2 separate regions of the Homo sapiens genome follow, and region 1 is linked to region 2. A link is a loop called in an ENCODE intact Hi-C map of the cell type or tissue named here. Cell type or tissue: natural killer cell. All regions are shown on one strand.

Region 1 (8,000 bases), 220 kb after region 2:
AGAATGACTAGTACATATATGCAGAGTTATAGAGACATGAAATGGTGCGATGCGCTCTGAGTGCTAGAAGGAAGTCTGTATTGTTTGTATAAAATGCCATAGGCACTGGCCAGAGATGTTGCAGGAAAGTGTAGTTGGGGCCAGATCAAGAGGGACCTGAGTTCTTGGACTTTGCCTGGTAGGTAGGGGAAGGAGTTAAAGCAAATGAATCACAACTGTGTGTTTTAGGAAGATCACTCTGGCAGCATGAATCTGGAGCGGGTGAGTACAGACAGGAAGACTAGGTAGAGATTAGTGCTTTGCTTTCAGGTGAAAAAAAAATGAGGTCAGTGAATTATTAAATAAAAAGGAATGGCAGAGGAGAAAGAGAGGACAGGATTGAGCTGAACTGTTCAGGAGCTGGAATGGTTAGGACTTGGATTGTCCAGAGAGTTTTCTCTTTGTGACTTAAAATATATGGCTTTTCCCAGTTTTCCTGGGTTAGTTTTTAATTTTTTAAACTTGCGGTTTCAAATGAGTCATTCTACCCCTTAGACTGTCCAGAGAGGGAGGGGGCTCTTTGCATATTTATTTTTCCTAAAGCTCAGCCTAATGCTATGTTCTTTTTAGGTCAGATGGGCAGACCTGGAAGAGAAGAAGGATGCAGATAGGAAAAGGGCCATAGGTTTTGTGGTCGGACAGACTGATTGGGAGAAGATCACAGATGAAAGTGGTCACCTGGCTGAAAAAGCCCTCAATCGAACCAAATATATATGAGACTTAGTTTTTGAACGGAGTCATTATTCCTCTAAGGTAAGAGTACACAGTCATATAAATAGCCTACTGTGTGGTTGCTTCAAAGGGTTTGAGATAAAGAAGACAGCATATTTTGCTAAAAATGCTCTCTTCTTGTGTTATTTTATAGTTCTGAAAGAGTAAGTATGTACTAGTTGTTAACATTTACAATACTATTAGAAAAGGAAGCCATTTTCTGCAAGCTGGCTCACTTATAAAAATAAAAACCTTGAGAAAAACTTGAATTCTATAGATTTGGGAAGGACTGAAATGATGTTATACTAAGGGCTACTGAACTTTTTGCCTGTTCTTTCCAGGTGTGACAGCCTTTTCTTTTCTTTCCAGGTGGTTCGCTTTGAGGTGGTCTGAAGCCAAGGCCTCGCGGAGCTTCTTTGTGTGTCACCTTGCTTCCACGTTTCAGTTCTTGTTTTGTTTCTACTGCTTTAGTTTTTTTTAAAGTTCTCCAGTGTCCCCAAGAGGTATTAGAATCTTGCTGTACCCAAGCAAGACGTTAATTTTTCTTTTAACTGTTTTGGGGAGGGAGGGAGTGATAGCTTAACTGCTGAAGCCAGGCGGGGGTCTGCTGGAGGATTCCAACAGAGAGTATTTCCTCCACTGTACAATGTCACAGACTATCTCTATCATCATTGCTTTGTGGCTGTTTCTGTTTTTTACTGTATGTAACTGGTAGCTGATTGTACTAGGATTAAAAACAATAAACTTTCATGATAAAGCCGATGAGATTCATGGGCTATACAGCATGGGCCCTTTTCTCTTGTTTTCTTAATTTTATTTTTAATTGCTTTTTAAATATGGTATGTCCTAATTAAATGCTAGCTGAACATCCCAAAACCTTTTTTTCATTGAATATTATATGGCTCAATGATTCCGTAGCACATGTTGTAAAACACAGGGTTCAAATGATGTTCAAAACACTCATCTTTGTTTTATAGCTGATTTCTCTATCTTTGTGTCTTGAAGACTGACCAAGTTCAAATATTCATCAGTTCCCTGGAGCATATCCATTCTGTAACATGATGCTTTATTTAAAAATTTTTTTTGATCCTCTCTCTGTTCTTCCCTCTCTTCTTTCCTTCCTTCTTCTTTTCACTTTCTGCCTTTATGCTGTTAGGTTTTTATTTTTTCCTGATCTGGCTTTGAATTCTGGTAGACAGAACTGATGTATTCTGTGGAACTCAAGCTTGTTGCCTTCATTTGAACTTGAATTGTGGATTTTTAAATGAAGATTGCAGGGAAAGAGTATAAAGATGCAGAGCACTCTGGCATGTAACCTTTAAGCCTGTCAGGTTTTCAAGTTCTTGCCAGATTGTTCATTACTGGAAAGCATGGCCTTCTGCACAGAATTTCCTCTCTTGTGGTTAATACCAGGTGGAACCCAGAAACATACAGAGATAAAACCCAAATATTATTTCTATGTAAACACAGAAAAGGGACTCTTCCCTTTTTCATCCTGCAAAGAAAAAAGTCATCTTTTAGCATGAAAGAAGATGAGAGAGCCTTCTTCCTCAAGCATAATTTGCATTTTGTAATCCAACTCAGTAATTTGTAAATGTGTTCACTGAAGACTTCAATATTTTGAAATATTCTCTTTCAGGCCACAGATGAAAATCCTTTACTTTTATGACCTACATTAAAGACTGTATGAATAGAGCTAATAGTTACTAGCATTTGAATAGTATCACTTTGGGTTCAACAAATTGATATTATAGTACTGAATACCCCTAATTTAATGGAAATTCTAACAACTTTCTGTACTTTTATCTTCCCTGAAAATCTGAATTTTTAAGCAAGTGACTTTAAGTTCATTAAGTCAATATTGAATGTATAAATTGCTACATTAAATAACTTCTGCTGTTTGTAGTATTTAATAAGCTATTTTCATTGCTTATTGGCCTACAATACATTTCTGTGTACTGACCTTTCTCAGCAGCCTTTATTATGTAGAGTGAAGATATGTCGCAAAAATAGCCAAATAGAATTATTGTTTGTACAAAGACTCATTTACTACTTTCTAAAGCCACCCAATGCCTATTATCAAAAACAAAACTTCCATAATGTGTTCTCTAGTTCAGATGAAATGGAGGCCGATATGTTCTTCTGCAGGATGCTTTATTTCAGTTGTCCTTAACCTTGTGATGTTCTGACAGTAGTTAGAATGCCAATGAAATGAGTGGTGATTATCCGTGAGTCACTTGGAATCATGGGTAATTTTGCATATGTGTGTTTTCACCTTACAGCCATGGCTTTATGTCTGTGCTCTTATACCAGGGCAGGGTGGGAAGCTGGGGAAGAGTTAACATAGTCAGAAACGGCCTCTGCCAATTTTCAGAAGATATAGATTACGTGACCTTAGAGAATGAACATAGAGTGCTCCTACTTTAGAAAATGGGTATAACAACCTTCATGCAAGGAGATTAATGAAAAAAGATTTGGCACCAAAAAGAGTAATAGAGACAGCCAGCTGATAATTGATTTTGCTAGTCCAATGTGGGACTTAACAAAATTCTTGCACTTACATTACTATTAGAAGCAGTATCGTATAGGAAGCCCAAGGTATCTTGAAGAAGAAATTTGGTGTGGGTAGAAAATGCCTTGATAATACAAATATTTTAAGTTTGTTAAGAGGTGTCCTGGAAATGCAGAGGACTAATTTTGGATTCCATTATTTGCTAGCATTTTATTTTAATTTTATTAACATTGTCTTCTCTTAGAAAGTTGCTGGTTTAAATCATATGAGTTTTATTTTAAATCTTTTGTGGTGTCATGTTACTTAAAATAATCTTATGTTGGGAAAGGTTTCTGATACCTTGGTGGGTATTTCAGCTTTTTTTTTTTTTTTGTCAGCTCTGTAAAGGATGATTTCAGACATTTTAAACTGAAAGTGAAATCTCTCACTTAAGTGATCTAACTTTACTTGTAAACTTCCTGTGTGAGGAATTCAGTAGACGAGACCCAGAAATGTTTCTGTTTGAGAATATTTAGAGTTAAGTGCCGTATTTGAAATATTCAGGGACTGATTGTAGAATCAGAAGTCATTAATAATAATACACAAGTAGTCTATTGACAGTTGATTCATATAATTTTCTAGAAGTTTGAGTTTGATTCAGATATCAGTGTTAAATCCAGAAGTTTATTGACAAAGATAAAATCTTAAATTTTCTGGTTGGATTTGTTTTCCTCGTGAAAGAGTTTTGATCATTGAGCAAACCAAAGTAGGTGCCATGTCATCTAGAGATCGACTATTACATTTTTTATTAGATTGACTAAGAATCTCAACTGAGGTTTTCTTATTTTGTAGGCCCCTCAGTTTTTGTGTTAAGTATTTTATCCTGCTAACTGTGCAAATTGCAGATATTTTGGTAAAGATGTCTAGAGCCTGGCTTAATTACTAGGATTATAAAAGCAACAGATTCTCAGCTGAGATAAGTTTTGCTAAGCCATAGAAGGAGAATGATTTCTCATTTTTAGTATTCACAGACCCTAATACAAGTTCAGATTCTTCTAGAAGCTGTATGACCTTAAGCAACTTTTTTTTTTTTTTTTTTTTTTTTGGAGACAAGGTCTCACTCTGTTGGCTGGAGTGCAGTGACGCGATATAGCTCACTGCAGCCTCAACTTCCTGGGCTCAGGTGATTCTCCCATCTCAGCCTCCCAGGTAGCTGGGACTACAAGTGTGCACCACCACACCCAGCCTTTTTTTTTTTTTTTTTTTTTAAGAGATTGGTTGTTGCCATGTTTCACAGGCTGGTCTTGAACTCCTGGGAGCAAATGATCGCCTATCTCAGCCTCCCAAAGTGCTGGGATTATAGGCGTGAGCCACCGTGCCTGGCTGAAATATTTTAACCTATCTGAGCTTCAGTTTCCTGCCTATAAAATGAAAATAACAAAACACACCTATTAAACATTGAGATAATGCATGTAAGCTACTTGGCACAGTACTGAGCACATAGTAAAAGCTCAAAAATCAGTAGTCACCATCATCGTTACTTTTTGACTTGTTCTCATGTGTTCTTTTTGAAATTCAAAATATCCAGCTGGCTTGAAGATAGTTGTCACGTTTTATAGTCAGCTATCATAGACTGAGCTATGTCATATGTAATAGTACAGTGTGTTGAAAGAGTAATTATTCAGAAGCATTTTCAGGTAACCAGTGACATTGATTTTCAGAACTAGTACGGAGGCTTGAGAGGCTCAGGTGTAAAAGGTAATTTAGTACTTAGAGGGGGTTGAGTAGTAACAGAAAGTAGTTGTCAGACCACAGGTATAAACATAGGTGAGGGCACAGAATCATTGATTTGCCTTGATTTTCACATATTCAAGAAGAAAGTAACTTTGTGAATAAATAATGCGTTCATAAAGGTATAAAACTCAGGAGGTTCAAGTGTCCCATCCATCTTAACCCTCAGCCTCCCACGACTCCATCTGTAGAGGCAACCAGTGTTGAGAAAAATTGTGTGGATAAGCATTAAGTATTAATGTTTTTACCTGGTTTTTGTACACACACTACCTTATTTTTCCTTTACCAGTATGTTTTAGAGGTCATTCAGATCATATATAAAATATTCACATTTTCTCTCCCCCCCACCTCCTTCTTTGGTTTTCCAAAGGTACCTTCATAATATAAAGAGGTTTACTGAAAAATTTCAGAAATTGTTTCAGCTGCATCTCTGTTCTTTTCGTGGCATGGAATACATGGTATGGGTATATTTGTATACAATTCTTTCATATATGTAGGTTGGTGTAACCACCCTCCACCTTTCTCCTAGTCCCCCAACCCCACCATCTCTAACCCTTGGCAGCCACTAATCTGGTCTCCATTTTTATAATCTTGTCATTTAAAGAATGTTATAAATATGAAGTCATACAGTATGTAACCTTTTGGGATTGGCATTTTGGCTTTTTTCACTCAGCGTAATTTTCTTGAGATTCATTTAAGTTGTTATGTGTGTCAATAGCTTATTCCTTTTTATTGCTGAGTAGCTTTCCAACTCATTCTCTTTTGCAGCTGCAGAATGTTTTATGTCTTTACTATCATTTTAACTTACAGAGTCTCTATTAATGGGTATTCATGCTCTCGTTTACTGTTATAAATTATGAATTTCACATATACTCAGTCATTCTGCAGCTTCCTGTACTTGCCTGATTTCTAGCAATGAAGGAAAATACCGATGGCACCATTTCATAGACATACTCAAAGGATGACAAGCACTTAAGGACCAGCACAGCACAGCGGTGAACTCTCAAGACAGTATGACAGTAATGAGATGACGAAGGCACATCTTGTTTCCTGGAAAATTCTGCATGATAGGAGACTGACAAAGCAAAGAACCATGATGTGTCTTAGAGAACCAGAATGGTCAGAGACTCTGATGATCCCCTGGTCCACACGTGACTGAGAGTTAATACCTTAGGTCACTGTTCTCAGAACCTGGATATTTATATGCACGTGCACCTCAGTGACTGATCCATTCTCAGTTTTCAGGTCCATTGCTTTCACATTTGAAATAGTCAAGGAGCATCTTTATGACTGGGGCTGAGCTTCTGCATTCATGTACAGCCCTCTGCCTGCCAGCAGTGCCTTGCATTTGTGATCCTACAAAGAGCCTGTGGACTTAATGGTTTACTGTATAGGGAAAGGCTTGACTTTGTGTCTTCTACTTAAGAAGCTTGAACTTTTTACCAAATATTCGTACTCCTTTTCCTGAAAATACTGATCTAGGCTACAGATCCATCTCTTAACCATATTTGAAAAATTGAAATAATATCTTCTGCCATAACTTGAAATTCCACTCTCAGATCTGTTATTTCTGACAGTGAGTTTGTATTTCTCAAGTAGATATGTCTGATGCTTATTTCTTTTACAGCATCTGGCTCAGTGCATGGCTCATATATCTGTAGAGTGAGTAAATACAGGGAATGTTTCCTATGTGTATGGCAAGGGTCACAGACTCAGGCAGGTAACAGATGAGCAAGGCAGAGGGTGGAGACTGGTAAACTAGACAACTAGATAGGTCAGGTCAATCGGGGGCAGCACCTGCTCAGCCATAGCAGATTGTGGCCATGTGGGGATATAGGTCTCATATTGCCAGATTTCCTGGGTTTTCAAGAAAAAGTGAAAAATCTGGATTTTTATGTGAGATCTTCCAGTATTTCAGCATCAGGTTCTTTTTGTTTGTGAGTGCTTTGGCCCTCACAGCCTGCCTGCCACATCTGACTTGTGGACTGCCGGCTTGAAACCTTTGATATTTAGAGAAGTGGTTAGACCTTAGAGTTGGTTCTGGTGAGATCCTTCTTGTTTTACAGATGAGGTTTCTGAGACCGAAAGAAGGGAAGTGACTTGCTCAAAGTCTCACTGTTACTCAGTGGCAAAACAAGACTAGAATTTGGGTTTCCTGGTCCATAACCTGTCACTTTCTTTTTTCTTAACTACAATACCTCCTTTATGAAGACCTTCATAAATTCTAGGATGGTGAATTCTCCTTTATTTTGTGTGTCGTGTGCAAGTGGACATGTGTGTATTTACTAAACTCTGTGGACCTGGAAATACATTCTGATATGACTATCAGGAACAATGTGATTACTTCTGAAACCAACTTCCTTAAACTCTCATGTATAAGGTAGCTATACACCTAGGATCCCTCTTAAACACTTACTACTTGGTTGGGTAATTCTCATGAATAACAGAAGCTTGAAAATTAACAGAGTATTGGATTCAGTGATTGTACAAGAGCAGTGGAGTTTTCTCCACAAAGTAGAGAAAATCATTTGTGTATTGTTATGCAAATAGCTTACAGAACTATTAATAATTTTGTTTTCTTTAATTTGTAATTTCTTATGTAACTAGTCCATTTGCTTTCACCCAGTGATGAGCATCTTACCTGCTTCACTCGGTAGCGCTCCATTCCTAATCTTTTTAAGGACAAATTCATCAACTTGGCGTTAAAGTCTATCAGTAACATGATCCCAGCTACTTCTCCAGATTCCTCTTGAGCTGTCCTTACTACATGTGCACTACACTGCAGCCACACTGTGTGACTTATTCCCTGGGGTTTCTATTGTTTCTGCCTTGCTTTTCTCATCCTTTAGATATTAGCATTATTGGCTGGGCACAGTGGTTCACACTTGTAATCCTAGCACTTTGGGAAGCTGAGGCAGGCAGATCACTTGAGCCCAGGAATTAGAGACCAGCCTGGGCAACAAAAATG
Region 2 (8,000 bases):
GATCCTGCAGTGGTGAGAGTGGGGTGTGGTCTGTTTTCCTGACCTCCCTTTTCTGCTGTGGCTCCTCTTTGTCAAGGCTGGGAGAGAGGTGTTAGAGGAAAAGTAGCAAAGTCTTATGTGACAGGTACCCTTGGTTGGCAGGTGCCAAGCGCTGGCTTTTTCATGGGCACATATGTGGGTTTTTGGGAGGTTCTCTACAGGACCTCCACCCTGAGTTGCCATAGCAAATTACTCTCTGGCCAACCTCTCGGAGACCCCTGCATCCTCTGTCTCTCATAGGACTGTCCCACCTATGCCAGGCAAAACAATGGTGGGTTGGCCGCTCCTCACCCTGCCCACTTCTCACCTTGCCACACAGGCCACTCCAGCGAGGCTCCACGATCAGAATTCTCCAGACAGGAAGTGCACACAAGTCTCTTCATTTATGTACGTCCTCAATTCCTAAAGACATATGTTGGGTTCTCCCATGAACTGTCTTGCTGTAGTTTAATGCACCGAGGTGCCTGTAACATCCAGCAACATAGTCAGCATCAGTGGGGGGACAGTTATAGGGACAGAGCCTCCTCTTCTTGCAGATGACTGGTTCTCTCTGGGAGCTCCCTTCATTTGGTTTGAGTTGGGGAGTTCCCTCAGGGGAAATCTCAGCCCTGCCCACAAATGCAGCAGTGTTATGCTTCAGTGACTTTCTTCAATCCCTTTCATTTGTAGACTGGAATTGAGGGATGTAGTTTGATTGCTGTTGAACCTGTTCTGCCTTTAGTAAGGTGTCTAGTACTTCTCTTCAGAATGCAAGAATATTTAGCCCTCATTGTTCTATCTTTGTGGCTTCAGCAGATATTCCAAGAGCAGAGGAAAAGTCCTATTCAACAACCTATAAAATCATTTCTTGTCTGACTTCCCAAACCACAATGACAGCTCTAAAGCAACAGATATCTTGTCTGCGTTGCTCACCACTGTTTCTGCAGAACCTAGAACAGCCAAGAAGTATGTGTGAAATGGATAGCTAACTGAATGAAGGACACAGTAATCCCATCAAGTGGGGAGGGCTGGTATCATTAGACCCATTTTAAGAGAGAGGAACTGAGTTCTGGGTGGCAGCTCCTGATCCAGGTTCATGTGCTTGCTGCCTTTGGGGCTGGCTCTAAAGATCTCCTTGAACCCTACCCCTTGCATTTGACCATGAATGCCCCTTAGTTCCCAGAATGCTGCGTTCTGTTCCTGGGATGCTGCTCCTTCACAGCTGTGGAAGCCCCAGGTCCACACTTACCTCTCCTTGCCCAGATATCCACCCACCTCTGTAGTTCTGGGCTCCCTTCCTCTCCCCGGAACCTACCCACTTCCTTCAGAAGCTCCCCTCTAGATCCCTCAAGACCCACCTCAGATCCCCGTGGGCCTCCAAAAGCCAGAAACCTTGGCATCATCTTCGTCCCTGAGCTATTTTTTCCTCCTGTGTGTCCAAGTCATTATTACTGCTCCGTCTCCTCCGTCTGCATTTCTGGAAGTCTGCCGCCCATTCATCCCTCACCCTTCGCCTCCGCCAAAACCCTCACGCAGACCAACTTTCCCTCACCATCGGGCGCCCCTTCCACTCCTCAGTGAGTACAAGTGGTCCTTGGACGTTCCCACCCTGTTCGCCTGGGGACCATAACCCAGTTCATCTACTCCAAAGACTGGCATCTTCTACCCCATCCCGGCGCCACACTCTGTCCTGCCACCTACTTACTGCCCATATCTCCCTTACCCTCTAACTGCTGGGACTGATTGCAGCTCTTCAGAATCTCCAATCCCACAAACACTTGAGTTTTGCTTTTTTTTTTTAACCTGCCAAAATCGATAGAGCCTACTTTAGTCCAAACGCCATACTAAGCATGTTACATCAATTGGCTGATTTAACCAACCAAAGGAGGCATTATGATTTCCACGCATACAAAGGAGGAAACTGAGGTTGGCAATGGCTACTGGCTTGCCCAAGATGGCACAGCTGATAAATAGCAGAGGCAGGATTCAAACCTGGATCATTTTCCACCTGAGCCCAAGCTTTTAAGGTTACACCGCCTTGCCTCCACCCCGGGCTTGTAAGCCTGGAGCCCTCTTCACAATTGAATCATGACCTTTCCAACCACCCCACCACTATCACCACCAAAGGAGCTCTAGGGCATATCCCCAAATGCCCTCTTCCCTGCCTGCCAGCCCACTGTTCATGTACCTGGAGCTCATGTACCTGGAGATGTGGAGTTATCAGAACTTTCTGCCACCCTTAATCCTCTTGGCCCAGTGAAAGAAGGGAAGCTGTTTCAGCATGGCCGCTGACTCACCGTGTGTCACTTCCCCACCCCCTGATTAAAGCCTTCTCCCTCATTAGATCGCTGCTAAGCCTACTCACCCATCTCTTGGGTCTGGAGAGGAAAATCATCTCTGGAAAACCCGGCAGAGAGAGTCTAAAGGGTTGATAAAGAGATTCCAGCAGGGAAAGGTTTGCCCAGACACATGCCCCATGCAAGGGACAGCAGTCTCCTGGACTCCCAGGGCAAACTCACTGCTTTTCCATGTCTCACTGGAATAATGTTGGCAGCCAGAGGTCTACCAGAACCTGAGCTAATTTGGTAAATAAGGACCAAAAACAAGGGCCACATTTCGGCCCCCTTTGCTGAGACCCAGACTCCTGAAAGAATTCCAGGGATTTTTCTTGCTTGGAAGTAACTGGACCTCCAGCCCTGAATTCCTCTCCCCAGGAGAGCTTGTTCCCCTGCTCAGAACAAATAACACATTTCCTGGTTAATCAGAGGGCAGAATCGCTGAAGGAAAGTTTGACTGGGCCCCCAGCCTTCCAGACGGGAGCCGCTCATGGGCTTGGATGTTCTGCTCCAGACACTGGGCAGCTGGGACCCCAGCACTGCGCAGCCTCAGCCTCCAGTTTGGAAGGTGCAGGCCGTACAGAGAGGTGCCGACTCCCTCCTGTGTGAGGTTGTTAAGGCCCGCAAAGGCTGCCAGAACCATTCCACCTTAGGTGCCATGACCTGGCGTCCCCTCAAGAATTCACAACCACCCTGCCCTGGTCTGCCGGTGCCTGTCTCCTCCAAGTGGGTATGACATGCTGGCTGGTGGTGATAGCCATGGTATGGATGTTCCTGCAAAGGTAAGGTGAGCTGGCCTGTATTTCAGAGTGTGCTGGAAAGGGCCCTCCCACAAACATGTGGTGAACATTTACGTCTTCTGTGAGCGGAGCACAGTTCTGAGCTCATTTCCGTCTTCTGTGAATGCAGCACAGTTCTGAGCTTCATTTGGCTTCTACTTTCTTATCTGAAAGTTGAGATAATGATGTTCTTTTTGCCATTTTTCTCTTCAGGACAAACTAGCTAGCCAGCCCTGTTTACCCTGTCATGGGGCTAGGGGCAGGTGTCAATTACTACTCCTCCATTTACCAACTGATATTTCATTTATTGTTTGTTTGTTTGTTTGAGACAGGGTCTCACTCTGTCACCCAGGCTGGAGTGCAGTGGCACAATCTCGGCTCACTGCAGCATCCACCTCCTGGGTTCAAGCAATCCTCCAGCTTCAGCCCCCCAAGTAGCTGGGACTGTAGGTGCACGCCACCAAGCCTGGCTAATTTGTATTTTTTGTAGAGACGGGGTTTTGCCATTTTGCCCAGGCTGGTCTTGAACCCCTGGACTCAAGTGATCCTCCCGTCTCGGCCTCCTAAAGTGTTGGGATTATAGGTGTGAGCCACCACATCCAGCCTTGGTATTTCTTGAGCACTCAGAAGGTACCAGGCACTGTGCCAAGTCATCTTATAGTCACTTCCTTGTTTAATGAGAAGCGCTATTGATGAAGGAAGTGCTATTATTTCCCCACATAGCAGATGAGGAAATGAAGGCTCGGGGAAGTAAATGACTCATCCACAGTCACAAGCCAGTAGGTGGCTGCGCTGGGATTCACTCCTGGTTTGTCTGGTCCCAGATGCTAAACCAATGCCAGCTTCCAGGGGAAGGGAGACCACCGACAGCTGCATTTTTCTCAGAGCTGGAAGCATGCACAGCTGTTTGTGGTGTGGTGGGGGTGCTAATGGCTGCATGGGACTGTGGTCACAGGTCAGCCCCCACCAAGCATCCCCCATTCTCCTCAGGCCTGTTTACCAGCTAGGGGTCCGCTCTGAGTCAGGGCGGTGAATCTGATTCGCACCCACAGAGAAGAAGGAAGGAAGTCACAGCCACACTCACCCCACCTCCATCAAGTAGTCTGCAGTTGCTGAATAGAGCTCATCTCAACTCGTAGCTTTTCTCTTTGGGAAAGAGAAATGACATACATACAATGTCTATTTAGCTCTGTGTGGTAGAGGTGTTGCCATTCCCATTTCACAAGCCCAGAGGGGTAGTCGCTTGCTCAAGGCCACACAGCTGGGAGTTGAGCCAGGATTCAACTAAAAAGTCTGAACAACTCCAAAGTCCATGCTGTTTTCCCTGCAGCACACTGCACTCACACCAGGGTGTCCTGCAATGATGGGAAATGGGCAGCTCTTTCAAATCACTTAGTTCACTTCGCTTCCCTTCATTTCCAGTCTCTGGTGCATGGGTGGGCTGATCTGAAAGCTCCGTGCCATTCACTATAAGCTGAGATGTCATTTCCTATTTACCTGCATAAATTCCTTCAGTCCCTGGCTGGGGGTGGAGGGGTGGAGGAATCTTCTAAACCCCCGGGGGAGCCTGAAGCATAACTTCTCCTCAAGCACAGTCTCTGAAGACCTGAGCAGGACAACAGTGTGAGCAGCTGGAAGACCTCCTCCCTGTAATTCCTCCCAGTGAGACCAAGGGGACTTCATATGCTCTGCTGGAGGTGGAGAGAGTTACCCAGATGGGGAGAGCTCATGTACCTGGATTATTCTTTCAAAATCCCCAGGAAGAAAACCCTGTGGGCTGGGGGATTGTGCAGGCCTATCTAGGCTTCTAGAATGGCTGTGCAGGAATTTGAGGACAAAAAAGGACAAGAAGCAGCTTCCCTTGGCTGTCGCTGGCATCTTCCAGCCTGTGCCCACCTTGGCTTTGAGCTGGGTCATAGTAACACTCCTCACACCCTGAGGGATGAGGGATGCAGGGGCAGAGAGGAAGGTCTACAGTAGGGTCTTTCCTAAAACAAGCTCTCCCCAGGGAGGCCTGCAAGCCAGCTCCCTCTCACTCTCCATTGTCAAGACAAAGAGAGGAAGAGGATGCCTTCTGCCATCATCCCCTGAGTCCATTTTCCCTGGATCATCCATGGAGAGTGGGGGCTCAATGATGTTTGCCCTGGTGCCCCCAATACCCTCTCTAGGGCCCCAGTCCCTCAGGAACAGACCCAGACCTGGCAAATCCCCAGGAAAGGGCACAGACACCAGGCTGAGGGGGCAGGCGAGGTGCAGCAGATCCCAGTGGGCCCCGGCTAGTCCTAGTCTGAATGACTCATTCCTTGTTTCCGTCCACTGTGGTCTGAGTGCCTTGGCCCAGGGGCCCCCAAGAGGTTGTAACACAGGCTGGCCTCTCGCCCATCAGGGCTCAGCAGACAAAAATTAAAGATCTCACTCCTCAGGAACTCACACAGACAGCACAGGCATGCTCTGTACTCTGCCTCACCAGACCAGACCTCAGGCCAGAGGAGGCTGATGGCCAAGAGAGGAAGGAAAGTCGTCTCCAGCTGCTCCTCCTCCTCTTCACCCCCCATGACCTGCCATGAAGGCCTGGCCCTGCCCACTGTCTTCTTACTCCCCCTCTGGTCCTCCGCCTAACAGTGGTGGTGCCAGCGGCATCTCCTCAGCTCTGTTCCGTTCCTCCCCATTTCTGACTGAAGACAACAGCAAAGGTGAAACAGCCTGTGCCTCCCAGGAGGAACAGACTTATAGGGAACTAACCATACATTTTCTGGCAGCCCATTTCTGATTAAGTCACTCACCTGCTCAACAACCTTCAATGGATCCCCACTACTTCACAAATCAATCCCAAACTTCTTACTGGGTTTGACACACAAGCTTGTTTCATAACCCTCCCAGCCATGTATGCTGACACTCCGCACAGTCTCACCCTCTCAGAATCCCACCCAGTTTCCTCTCCCCCATCCCCTCACCCAAACACCTTGGCTGACATTATTTCCTTGATCTGGAATGTTCTTCACCACCCCTGCCTGTTTGTTTAAACTCCCATTTTAAAGGCCGCCTCTTCCATGAAGACTTCCTGGGCACCTCCCTCCATCTGGAAAGTTTGCTGCTTCCACCAAATCCCTGTAGCCCTCAACGTACTGCACTCTGCTCTGCATGACTAGTCCACAGCTATGGGTCCTGGAGTAGTAGGAAGAACAAGGGGCTTTGTGGTTCTAACCTCAGCACCATCATTTACCAGTTATGTGCCCTGGGCTAAGTGACTCATTGAGCCAGTTTCCTCACCAAGACAATAGAGATCCAATAGATACCTTTCTAAACAATGCCTAGAAAAAGCAACTGTACTTATCAGTGACATAACACTCCAGGCCACAGTGGATTGAACCAAAGATAAGCACCTGAGCCACAGGCAGCCCTTTCACTGGCCAGTCAGTGACCTAAGATTTCTGTGGGCTGACTTAAATACAGACATCATTGGTTGCTGAACAAATGAGATTCTCTCTGAAATTTCAACTAAGAAACTTTACTTTGAAAGCCAACCCCCTGGGATTAAAACAGACAAGTCCATGTTCCCTAGAGCTTACAGCCCAATGGAGCTCGTATAACCACACCGCAATAAAGCCAGAGAGGTGGAGTGACTTGCCCAGGGTCACACAGCTAGTCAGTTACACAGAGAAGGCTAGAGCTCAGGTCTCCCCACCAGGGCTTGGTCTAGGTTGGTTGGCTTCTACTACAGGATCAAAAGGATGGACCCTGAACTGATTGCCTACAGAAGGCTGAAGAGGCACCAGCCATACCCTATGTGAACCTATGCTAGGCACATGGGCGGCTTTGGTGCAAAGAATTCTTCCATTCCAAGCAGTCATTAAAACCAAAGTCAGATCATGTCTGGGAGCAGACTCCAGTTGGAATTCTGTGTCTGCCCTTAGTACATCTTTCTGATCACACCCCTTCCCCTCCCTGGGCCTCAGATTCCTCATCTACAAAAAGAAGATTTTTACAAATTCCCTGTCAACACTAAGATTTTGATTTGAGCAGCAGACAGATAAGGAGAGCATGTGGATCCAAGGAACTGCAGGGTCCACAGAATGTGCATGTGGAGGGGACTCCCCGAGATAGGCCATCCCATTTCTTCAATTTATGGCAGGGCAAACTGAGGCCCAAAGAGGGAGAGATGCTGGCCCAAGGTCATGTGACTGGTTATTGGCCAGCACTTGAACCAGGGCCTCCTGACTCCCAGGCCTTTCAACTCTTTCAGCTGCTGCAAGAAGCTGGGAGCTATCTGGCCGTCTGGGCCAGGGAAGCCAAGAGTCACTATGCATGTCAGGGCAGGGCCTCGGGGCTTGGGAACATCTCTGATGGTGAGTGTAAGTGGCAAAGCTGCTGGTGGAGAGGGGTGGCTCGAGGGTCCCGGAGGGCGTATTGGAGATGAGCTGTCAGCAGCTTCCCTCCTCTGGCTGACAAGAAGAAACAGGGAAGGGTCCATGATGGTTGAAGGGAAACAGTCCCCATTTCTGATAAAGCCACTGCTCCATGGAGTGCCCCCCGCAACTCACACACACACTATCCACCCCTGCCTGGCTGCTGAGACCTCCCACCCGCAATCTCCGTCTCAGGTTGTGTATTGGTATCCTCAGGCACACTATTTTGTGAAGCCTGGAATTCCTTTCACTGCCTGAGATGCTTCCAAGCACCCATTTCTAAAATTCAGCCTGTTTGGCTGGGATCATGATGCCCTCCCATTCCACAGACATTTTTTGAGCACCTAATATGTGTCAGGCACTGTGCTAGGCACGGGGACAACTTCACTCCCTTTGTGATGTTAAGTGCTTCCATAGGGGAATTGACACAGCCTTTTGGACTTACTGAAAAACTGCTAATT

What was found. Hi-C counts contacts between places; a loop is a spot of excess contacts. Peaks named below come from ENCODE experiments on the same cell type or tissue, not always from the same donor. Only the 100,000 strongest peaks of a DNase experiment are listed, where the experiment ranks them.
Region 1: it touches region 2 in a loop (13-fold over the local background); 4 of 110 quality-filtered maps call a loop at or near these places.

Annotation. Positions count from the first base shown.
Region 1 is chr14:74,834,656-74,842,655 of GRCh38, forward strand. YLPM1 (YLP motif containing 1) reads left to right here. Exons shown (of 21, transcript NM_019589.3): 20 at 610-792; 21 at 1,120-2,663. The coding sequence ends at 756. It overlaps LOC105370569 (a long non-coding RNA gene), which reads left to right and starts at 4,511. Exons shown (of 2, transcript XR_944033.3): 1 at 4,511-5,490; 2 at 5,946-7,364. RefSeq lists an enhancer at 7,247-7,406. In natural killer cell, no CTCF peak of the experiment used is centred here; DNase peaks (open chromatin) are centred at 1,156, 3,696, 4,286 and 7,086; H3K27ac peaks cover 4,692 bases.
Region 2 is chr14:74,614,367-74,622,366 of GRCh38, forward strand. No RefSeq gene overlaps it. Among named protein-coding and RNA genes, the nearest start is that of LTBP2, 6.1 kb to the left of the region's middle. RefSeq lists enhancers at 3,163-4,362, 7,826-8,000. In natural killer cell, no CTCF peak of the experiment used is centred here; DNase peaks (open chromatin) are centred at 635, 3,225, 3,795, 4,165 and 1 weaker place; H3K27ac peaks cover 2,890 bases.